Linked DNA regions of Homo sapiens: region 1 is linked to region 2. A link is a contact called in ENCODE Hi-C or POLR2A ChIA-PET data. All regions are on one chromosome and are shown on one strand. Each heading gives the region's core, a stretch centred on a gene start or an enhancer-like site at or near the end of the contact. The rest is flanking DNA. Distances are from core to core; before and after follow the strand shown. Region 1 overlaps LOC105372646 (a long non-coding RNA gene). Region 2 has its middle 11 kb from the start of LINC01523.

The links. Hi-C counts contacts between places; a loop is a spot of excess contacts on that map. ChIA-PET counts read pairs that join two places held with the same protein, here RNA polymerase II (POLR2A). Pooled maps may share reads with other maps.
Region 1: a loop to region 2 is called in a map of PC-9, with 5 times the contacts of the local background. The contact joins two enhancer-like sites. A Hi-C loop is called at or near these places in 1 of 168 maps with a recorded cell type or tissue (PC-9) and 1 of 50 pooled maps. POLR2A ChIA-PET finds 5 or more read pairs at or near these places in 1 of 52 experiments (activated CD4-positive, alpha-beta T cell).

What each region holds. Positions count from the first base shown.
Region 1 is chr20:48,535,279-48,540,157 of GRCh38, forward strand. The region is part of intron 2 of LOC105372646 (a long non-coding RNA gene); the gene reads right to left. Among named protein-coding and RNA genes, the nearest start is that of LINC00494, 180 kb to the left of the region's middle. Within about 2 kb of position 3,318, at least 2 of the 41 ENCODE cell types and tissues checked have a DNase peak (open chromatin) inside an H3K27ac peak, as active enhancers do; they include PC-9, where a contact is called at or near this core.
Region 2 is chr20:47,969,242-47,974,397 of GRCh38, forward strand. No RefSeq gene overlaps it. Among named protein-coding and RNA genes, the nearest start is that of LINC01523, 11 kb to the right of the region's middle. RefSeq lists enhancers at 938-1,439, 1,440-1,939. Within about 2 kb of position 3,235, at least 11 of the 41 ENCODE cell types and tissues checked have a DNase peak (open chromatin) inside an H3K27ac peak, as active enhancers do; they include PC-9, where a contact is called at or near this core.

The DNA of each region.
Region 1 (4,879 bases), core at 2,068-4,567, 570 kb after region 2:
GCCTCAGCCACCTGAGTAGCTGGGATTACAGGTGTGCACCACCACACTCAGCTAATTTTTATATTTTTAGTAGAGATGGGGTTTTGCCACGTTGGCCAGGCTAGTCTTGGAGTCCTGGCCTCAAGTGATCCACCTCCCTCGGCCTCCCAAAGGGCTGTGATTACAGGTGTGAGCCACCATGCCCGGCCTTATACCTACTTTTAAAAACATTCTTCTAGGGAAAGGAGAGTAACTTTTGGGTATTCACGTCATTGCCATGGAAAGGGGTATTAACTCCCGGGTGTTGCCATGGCAATGGTAAACTGACATGGCACACTGGTGGGCATGTCTGATGAAAAGCTGCTTCCACCCAAGCTCTGTTTTAGCAAGCACAGATTTTGGTCCAGTGTCTGAGCCCCACCTCTGGAGTTGAGTCCCGCCTCCTACCTCACACTTCCAGGTCCCAGGCTTTGCAGGAACCACAGCAGCCCCTTAGAGCTGTCAGGGAGCCAGGGCCAAGGCCGCATTGCCCATTCTTTGTCCTGTGAATCCTACATCCTCACTGCCTGCACAGATGTCCCCAAATCCCCACTCCAGGGTGAGCGCAATACATTCCAACACCACTGCCTGCTCTCTTCTACTCAGAGCTTCACGAATCCCAGAGTGTGAAATCTTTGCACAAACCAAACATGGCACTCGGTAACATTACATCCTATACAGTCTCTCTTGGTTCTTCCAATTACCTCAAAGAAAACATCTTGATTTGGTGCTGATGTGCCTCTCCCACCTCTCCAAGCCCAGCTTTTCATCCTTTCCAACAAAGAAAGAGAAGCCCCCAGGCTTACTGCAGAATATGGCACCTCTGCTTAAGTTTACTGTTTTTATTTTTACAGTTACCTTCCTTCCCAGCAAGAGATGCTGGTTTCACATTTACTCTGGATGATTTAAGTGTTTCTTTCAAATAAAAGTTTTTTAGTGAAAAAAAAATGGGTTTATTTAAAGAAAGCTATCAGAGATCAGCAAACTACAGCCCTGAGGCCAACTGCCTATTTTTGTAAATCAAGTTTTCCTGGGACACCGCAGTGCTGATCTGTGTATAAATCGTCTCTGGCTATGGCTGCCTGGCATTATGACAGCAAAGCAGGGCACTTGCAACAGAGGCCATGTGTCCCACAAAGCCCAAAATATTCACTCTCTGGCACTTGCCAGAAAATGTTTGGCCACCCCAGGAGCAAAGGATCATCCTGGGGAAAGTGGAGACAGTGGCAGGTGAATGATTTAAATTGAGTAAATAGGGAACCCTGGTTAGGAGCTTGGACCCCAGGGTGAGACAGCACAAGGTGAACCCCAACTCCCCTATAGACCATTGAGTCCCTTCTCGTGGAGGATCCTAGGCTCCCTCATCTGTAAAGTGGGAGAACAGGCCCCACATGAGGCTCTTGTGCAGACTGGTGAGATACTGCGTGCAAGGCATAGGTCTGTGCCTGCCGCAAGGTAGACAGCCAGTAAGTGGCCACCTTGAGTATTACCAGGGCAGGAGGTGAGAAAATCCATTTATCACCAGCTGAGATAAGAGTTGCCCAGAGAAGAACTATTCAGACTTGAGTAGGGATGTGAAGTTGAGGTCAAAGGCAGGAGGTAGAAAGGGATGGGGTTGCTAAGCAACACATCCAGATGCTGGAGGTGGCAGAAGTGGCCAAGGGACCAGGGCACAGATAAAATTACCCACCTGTGTTGCTCCAACGTCACCAGTAAAATCTGTCCGTCACAGCTGCCAGGAACATGGAATTTGAGAAGACTAATAACAAGGAAAGGCCAGGACTGGTGGCTCATGCCTATAGAGCTTCAAGAGGCCAAGGTGGGATGATTGCTTGAGGCCAGGAGTTCAAGACCAGTGCCAACAAAAAGATTGAAACTCTGTAAAATATTTGAAGAGATTTATTCTGAGCCAAATATGAGTGACCATATTAGGGGCTCATGACACAGCCCCAGGAGATCCTAGAACATGTGCCCAAGGTGTTGGGCTATGGCTTGGTTTTATATGTTTAAGGGAGACATAAGACATCAATCAATACAGGTAAGATATATATTGGTTTGGTCAGGAAAGGTGGGACAACTCGAAGGGTGCGAGGGGTGGGGCTTCCAGGTCATAGGTGGATTCAAAGATTTTCTGATTGGCAATTGGTTGAAAGTGCTAACTTATTACCTAAAGTCCTGGAATCAATAGAAGGGAGTGTCTGGGTTAAGATAAGGGGTTATGGAGACCAAGGTTTTATCATACAGATGAAGCCTCCAGGAGCAGCCTTCAGAGCTCTAATCAGGCCTAAAAAGGTCTCTTTTTTAGACTCTTAGTTAATTCTCTCCCAGGTCAGGAATTAGGCCTGGAAAGGGAAAGAGATTCTCTACAGAATGTAGATTTTTCCCACCAGAGACAGCTTTGCAGGGCCATTTCAAAATAGGTCCAATTAATATATTTTAGGGTAAAATACTTGGATTTCTTTCAGAACCTGCTGTCATTTTGTGATGTGTCACAATGCTACAAAGAGTCATTTGTCAGCCTTTAGGTCTCTGCCTTAATGTTAATGCTGGTCAGCTGTGCCTCAATTCCAACAAGAGGAAGGCATAAGCCATTCCCATCGTGCCCTGCACTCTCGTTCCAGGTTTACTTTGGAATGCCCTTTGCTGAGAGGAGGGATCCATTCACTTGGTTGAGGGCCTCAGAATTTTATTTTTTGGTTTACACCAGTCTGGGCAACACAGTGAGAATCTGTCTCTACAAAAAAAATTTTTTAAAAATTAGCAGGGCATGGTGGCACACACCTGTAGTCTCAGCTACTCAGGAGGCTGAAGCGAGAGGATCGCTTGAGCCCAGGAGTTCAAGGCTGCAGCAAGCTATGATTGCACCACTGCACTCCAGCCTGGGTGACGGCAAGACCCTGACTCTAAGGAAACAAAAACAAAAAAAAAAAATACAAGGAGGAGCCCACACCATGCTTGGATGTGTCAACCTTAAATAATGAGTTTCAGAAATTATGACTAACTATAGTGTTTGAGCTCGAAGCTTGAGGATGACCACCCGGAAGCATAGATCCAATTTGCCCTGAACATGCAAGATAATTAGCCAGAGTTACAAGTGGGTTTTTAAGGAAAAAAGAAGAGGCACTTTCTAAGTTGTTCACCAAGAATTTGCATTAAAATAACACAGACCATTGACTGGCTACACATTGTTCTTTGTATCACAAACTCCAGGAACATCAAGATAATCGGGAAGGCAGCTAGTCATGACTAAAACGCCTTTAAACTCTTGCTCCTGGGCATGGGGCCAGAGGGGTGACTGAAGTTTCATACTCATGTCTCCCTGGACCTGATACCTTCTGCATACCTAACATAGCTCAGATTTCTCTGGGCTATTTTTTTTCCCAAGATGAATGGACTCCTGCAGAAACAAGACGGGCAGCTACAAGAAACAATGTGGAGAGTTAAGAGCTCAGCAGAGGCCAGAAACGAGAGCTGGGAGGAGCAGGAAAAAATGTCAGCTTCATGCTGCGGAAATCTTGAGGATAGCTATGGACATTTGGACAGTCTACATTTGGGATTCAAACACCCAGGTTATGATGAGATTCTGTGGTCCTTTCAAGCTGGAATTGTTGGTGACCTGAACAAATTTATTGTGAAAATAACAGGAACAGGTAAGCCAGTCAGGACCCTCAGGCCATAGATACACAGACAGGGGATGTGTCCTGCATTCCATGAACACAGGGGTTCTGACCTCAGCTGTTCATCTCTCCACGAATCTGCTTTTTCCTTGAGCTTGTGTGAGATTACGCCCGTATTTGTCAGTGTTACCATCATTTGACCTGGATATGCCACAAAAGCCAAAGACTATTATTTGGAACTTGGGTTTGGGGTAAATATTTACCTTGTTACCAAATTCCTCCCTTTGGTCCCCACTTCTTCCTGAGTCATGCCTGAGGCAGTCCCTTTCTGGAACCCTCCAGTTATCTGCACCAATAAATCCTTTTTTCCCCTCAGACTGTGGGGTTGGGTTTTCCATCGTTCAGCAAATGAACAATTCCCAATTTATAGAAACCAGAGAAGGTAGGTACAATTACCCTCCCAATGTTACTGAACCAAAGCTGGGTCTGCTCACCTGGTGCAGCAAAGCCAAGCACTGACACTGAGGTTTGTAGCAAGAGAAACAAGGCTTTAAGGTAGGGCACCAGCAAGGAGAATCAGGCAGCTGATGCTTGAGATGCAAACTTCTTAGGGGCTTATAAGGAAGGGTTTTTAAAGGCAGGGGTAAGTTTCAGGAAAGGAGAAGTTGCCAGCAAAATCATAAACCAATACATGGATGTTACATATTGGTCTACCTTTAAAAAGGCAGGATATTTTGGATTGGGGGCTTGAAGGTCACAGGTGGATTCAGAGATTCTTTGATTTGCAATGGATTTAAAAAACAAGGTTTGTCTAAAATACTTAGGGTCAGCTGAAAGGAATGTTAAGGTTTGGCCTATAGGTGTGACTCTCTACAGGCCCCTCAGGAAGAGATTTAGAACAAAATTGGGGGTCAGGTTCAGTCCCAGTTCCCCTTTATCTGAGGTCTGCATGAAAACAGTCAGCATTTTCCATCTGGTGGGGTCCTAGCTCCTGAAAAACAACTCACTCAAGGACATGGGTCAAGATGTTCTCTTTTACTTTCTATAGGGAACTGGGATGGTTGAGTGTCAACTTGATTGGATTAAAGGATACAAAGTATTGTTTCTGGGTGTGTCTGTGAGAGTGTTGCCAAAGGAGATTAACATTTGAGTCAGTGGACTAGGAAAGGCAGACCCACCCTCAATCTGGCTGGGTACCATCTAATCAGCTGCCAGTGCAGCTAGAATGTAAGCAGGCAGAAGAA
Region 2 (5,156 bases), core at 1,985-4,484:
TTTGCCCGCTTCCTTCACCGTTGGGGCCGGGACCTGAAACTTGGGCACAGAGTAAATCTCAGTAGGTATCTGTTGAGTGATTCGGAGCCCACCTGTCCCACATACACCACGAGGAGGCCTCCAGGGTGTCCACAAAGGAGGCGGCTGGGCTGGGGAAGAAATGCAAGAATTCCTGCCTGGACAGGTTTCATCTACATAGAAAGAGGAGATTCACTCCCGAAAGCTATTTGTCAGGGTCTACCCTAGCCACAATGATGCCTGACAGCCTGGAGGTGTGACCAGATTTGCTGGGGGGAGACGGACATGGTTTTGACAGGGGCAGGGCCAAAGTGGGGCAGGGCCAAACAAGGCAGGGGCCAGGGTCATGCAGGGGCGTAGCCAGGATGGGGGTGTGGCCAGAATGAAGGCGGGGCCACTGTGGAGAGGGGCCATGGTGGGGGCTGAACCTTGCTGCAGGTTGTAGAAGCGCTGAGCCCATATAAAGGATCTGCTAGCCCTTGACCTTCCCCAGGTGTCTCATATTCCCATCACTGATGGTTCATTCTCCCATCTCCCATTGCGCTGGCTGCTTTTCATTGAAGTTGTGACAACTGTCATACTAACTCATTCCTTTGGAAAAGGCTACTGAAAAGGTGCCACCCTGGAGATGCTACTCAGGAGAATAACCCTGCTGGTGACTGCTTTCACCTTCTGCCCCTGAAAGGGCTTGACTGTGGGGGGTCTGAGCTACCCTACAAACATCGTCATATCCGAGGGAACGCAACATTGAGTAGCAAATAATAAACACCATGACAGGTCAAGAGACAGACTGCAGAAAGAAAGCAAAAGCTTTCTTATTTTAGTACCTATAATGACATTTTGTTCTTGCTTTTGAGCATGTGGCCTACATTTTCATTTTGCACAGGCTGTGAAAATTATGTACTTGGATCTGCTGGGAGAATGTAATAAATCTACTAAGAGTCACCCTCATCCTCTCTGTCCCGCTCTCCTGTGTCTCTCAGAGTCAGCAGAGGGCCTTGTCAGAGCACAGTCCTCCCGCAGTCTTCCTCATCTCTGTAAATCGCAGCCCCACCCTCCCAGCTCTCAGGCCAACACCTGGGAGTCATCCTCCACTCTTCCCTGCCTTCCACACTCCGCTTCTCATCCATCAGCAAGTCCTGGCAGCTCTACCTGCAAGGGATCTGCAGTATTGGACTCCCTCACCTCCTCCACTTTGACCACATGGCTCCGGTCACCATCACCTCCACCTGGCCTCCCTGTTGGTCTTGCTGCTCCAGCTGTTGCCCCACACCCCCAACCTGTCCTCAGACACAGAATCCCATTAAAAAGTAAACCAGACCACATCCTGTCTCTGCTCAAACCCTCCAATGGCTCCCACTTCCCTCAGAGTAAAAGCTGAAGTCTTCACAGGGTCGCCTAAGGCCTGAGATGACCCATCTCTCTCTCTGCCCCACTGTGACTCATCACCCCTCTGGCCTCATCTTCTAACACCCCTTGGCCCCAGCCACACGGGGCTCCTGGCTGCTCCTCAGCCTCATCCCTCCCCTCGTGTCTCTGGACTCTGTCCTCGCTATCCCCTCTCCTGCATCGCTCTGCCCCCAGGCCCCAGGCAGCTCCCACACCTCCTTCCAGGGCCCAGAATTTACACCAGATACACAGTTTTCTGCACATTTGAACGAATGAACAAAAGAAGGAATGAGCACATGCTTCCTCAGCGGGGAATACTGCTCCCAAGAGGGCCAGAGCTGGTTCCTGGAGGTGAAAAGATTTTTCTCTCATTATGTAAAAATACAGATGTAGGCACAGTGCATAAACCATTTTGCGGTATTTCTGTAGTATTAAATTCATGGTGGGGGTGAGTAAGAAAAAAACCTCTATGAAGGTTCCTTAGGGGTTGATCATGAATTAAAGGTGAGAAAGGCTGAATTAGAGGACAGTCCGCTGAAATCACAGGCTTCTCTCCCACACATTGCCAGGGCATTGGGGAGGCTGTGGAAGACAAATCAAGATCCGTGCAAGTGCCTGAAAGAGTCACAGCCATTCTTCCTGGCGTTTAATAGAAGGAATGCCTCGGTGCTTTGGGGAAACCTTTTTTTATTTCCTGCCAAGGGACAGAATTACAAAGGATGATATTTGCATTTTCCTGAAGCCTCTAATTTTCCCATTCATCACTTGTCAGAACCTGAGGCCCTTCCTCAGCTTATGGAATGTTTGCAAACACGTAATGATCCCTTTTACCAAAGAACGTCACAGGCTCCACATGGAAATGTGTTTGTGTTGCAGAGGCTGCTAATTTAATGCATTAATGTCACTCTGCACCATGGCGGGGTCTCAGGGCATCTCATGTCACCGTGAGCGAGCTGGTCTAAGACACAGGAACCATGGAAACCATCCCATGCCTGGTTAGTGAGTAGATGCGCAGTGGGGCGCCGTTCACTGCCTTGAGGGTGAATGTGGACTCCAGGAGCGAGGGCCAGGCCTTCTAGAGCTCCACCCACCCTGAGATCACAGGCCTGGCTCAGGCTTGCTGGACTTGCCCAATGGGGAACTTTCAGGGGACAGTTTAACCATCCTGAGGGGCAGACAGACCAGGGAGAGGCCAAAGGCACCCGTGGGGTTCCCCCAGGACCGCCATGAATCCCCTTCTCCTCCCTCTCTCCATCAGTGCCTCTGTCCTTCCCACCTGCCCAGCCCAGGTGCCAAACACCGGCCTCATCCGAAAAGTCCAACTGGGCCCAGGACAGTGATTCCCAGACCCAGCTGATCCCGCAGGGAGCTTTGGGTCCTGCTGGTCCCTGGGTTCTGGTGACAAAAGGACATGCAGGAAGGCAAAGTCCCCTCTGGATTTTTCATCATGAGCCACCCTAGGTGCTGCGCACCGCCAGGCTGCCTGATTCCACCAAGAGAATCTCAGGAAATGAAAAATAAGATTTTAGTTGTTAAATTTCAGGCGTCGGGGCTCTTTGAGAGATTGAAAACACCTGGAGGTTGGGTGCACAATGGAGATGGGGCTGTGGGGACGTTTCCTATTCCCAGTGGAATCCGTGATTATTTACCGAGCAGCCTGGAGAAGCCCAGTCTTCACGGAATGGAAAAGCTGAGCCGGGTTTTCATGCACAAACCGGAAGCCGGGTGGCGCCCTCACAGCAGAGCTCCTGACCTTCCTGCCTCGCACGTCCTGGCAGCGGGAGGGCGGCTGCCTTGGACACAGTTTATTGTGTGGCGAGGAGGGAGACAGGAGAGTACGGGGCAAAAAAACCCCAACAAATGGCTACGCCTTAAAAACTTACTTTCAAATGCCCAGTTCACGCAGTTTTCTGGCATTTTACCAAATCAGGCAGGTTTTTTTTTTGGCTTTTCCCACCGTGTGACTCGGTCTGCCTTGCCCTGCCCCACCCCTGCTTGGGCAATCGTGCCCCCCGCTGAGCTCAGCAGCCTGGCGTGAGGTGAGGTGTCTGTGTGGCTGCTGTTAGCAAATCCACCATTCCGGGGGCTTCCCTGGATGGTGATGTGGCTGTTCCCCAACTTGCTCCTGGCCCAGTGACCCGTGGTGGCTGTAGGAGCCGCTGCAGGGTTCGGGCAGCAGTAGTGAAGGGCTTTGCTGCTCTCTGCAGTTTCGATGTCGCCCTCATTGTCCATTTCCTCAGCCTAAGGAGACCCGGTGGCCTGATGGACTTGGCTTCGTTCCTTCTTTCAGCTCAGGGGGACGTGCATTTTTCCTCCTTTGAGTCGAATTAGCAATGAACTTCCCCTCCCCAGATGGACAGCGTGGCATCGTCAGGGCCCAGCTGCAGCTTTCCGGGCCAACGGGTCTTCGTGCATTGTCTGATTTGGTTCTGACAAGCATGCGAGGCCGTGCGGTGGTCATTATACCCACTTTACAGATGAGAAAACACAAGGTAAGGAACTCGCCCGAGGTCACAGGGATGGCTGGATGTAAAACAGACTCCTGCGTGTACAGATATAGAGATTGATAAGAAGAGAATTTCAAATCTCAGCCAAAGCGAAGGTCAAGTCAATGCTCTTGGGGACGTTCCCTTCACTCCCCAGAACGTTCCAACATGGCCAGTGAAGACACTGTGTCCCCGTAACCCTGGGGGAGAAGAGGACGGGGTTAATGAAAAGTAGAAAGTTTCCTCTTTCCCACTGTTGGAGATGCCGGCGTCCCCACATCACCGTCGGCGCTGCATCTGGTCCACTTCTGGGACCCATTTGGGTCCCTGGGCCGGGGCTTCCTGTGGATGAGCCGGGATCACACAGCGATGTGGGGTTGCTCAGGGCGCCCCGTTCACTCCAGAGTGACCCCTGACCCAAAGCCAGTGCTGGGTGTTTGCGGAAACTGAAACCAGGGCAGGTCTGAGTCAGACCCTGCAGAACAATGAGGCCTTTTGTGCAAATGAGGCGGGGGAGGGGCCGGGGGAGACCAGGAGCTTCCTGACGGGGTCCGCAGCACAGGTCACAGCGAGTGAATTCAGGAGGTGACCCTCGAAGGTCAGGTCACAGCCGAGCAGCACAGGCGCTGAGCTAAGTGTCCACAAAGGAGACGAACAAAGCGGCTGCTGTGGGAACAGAGTCAGTGTCGGTCAATGCTGAGTCCAGGAGCTCGGGCCTGCCGGTCGGCGACGGGGGCTTCATGCTGGCTCCCCCAACAGTCAGGAGGGCCATGTGCTGAGGAGGGAGGGTCCTCAGCGTCCCCAGGATTGCTGGTGGGTTCACCTAGTGGAATCGCAGGGGTGAATCCACTAGTTGAGATATTTTTCTCCAATGGATATTGAAGTGAATAAATAACTATTGATATAAAAATATACTTCCCATATTTACTTGTAAGTAAATTCATCAGACCCCAAAATACCCATGACTTCACGAGCCAGAGGTTTGCTTCTATCCCATGTGACAGCCCCGGCGTGGGGGCCCCCTGGCTGGTTGGGCAGCTCCCGGGGCTGAGCCTCGACACTCCAGTCCTGTGATCTGTCATTGACAAAGGCTGTTTTTGTCTACCTGGTCCGAGGAGGTGCAAGTCACATCAGACAGGAGGGAAGAGGAGAAGGGCAAGTGGAGCGTACCCATTCATTTAAGGGTACACTGGGAAGGTACACACCAGCTGCAAGGCAGAATGGGAAATTCAGCTTTGGTCCGGGCAGCTAAACTTTGGGATT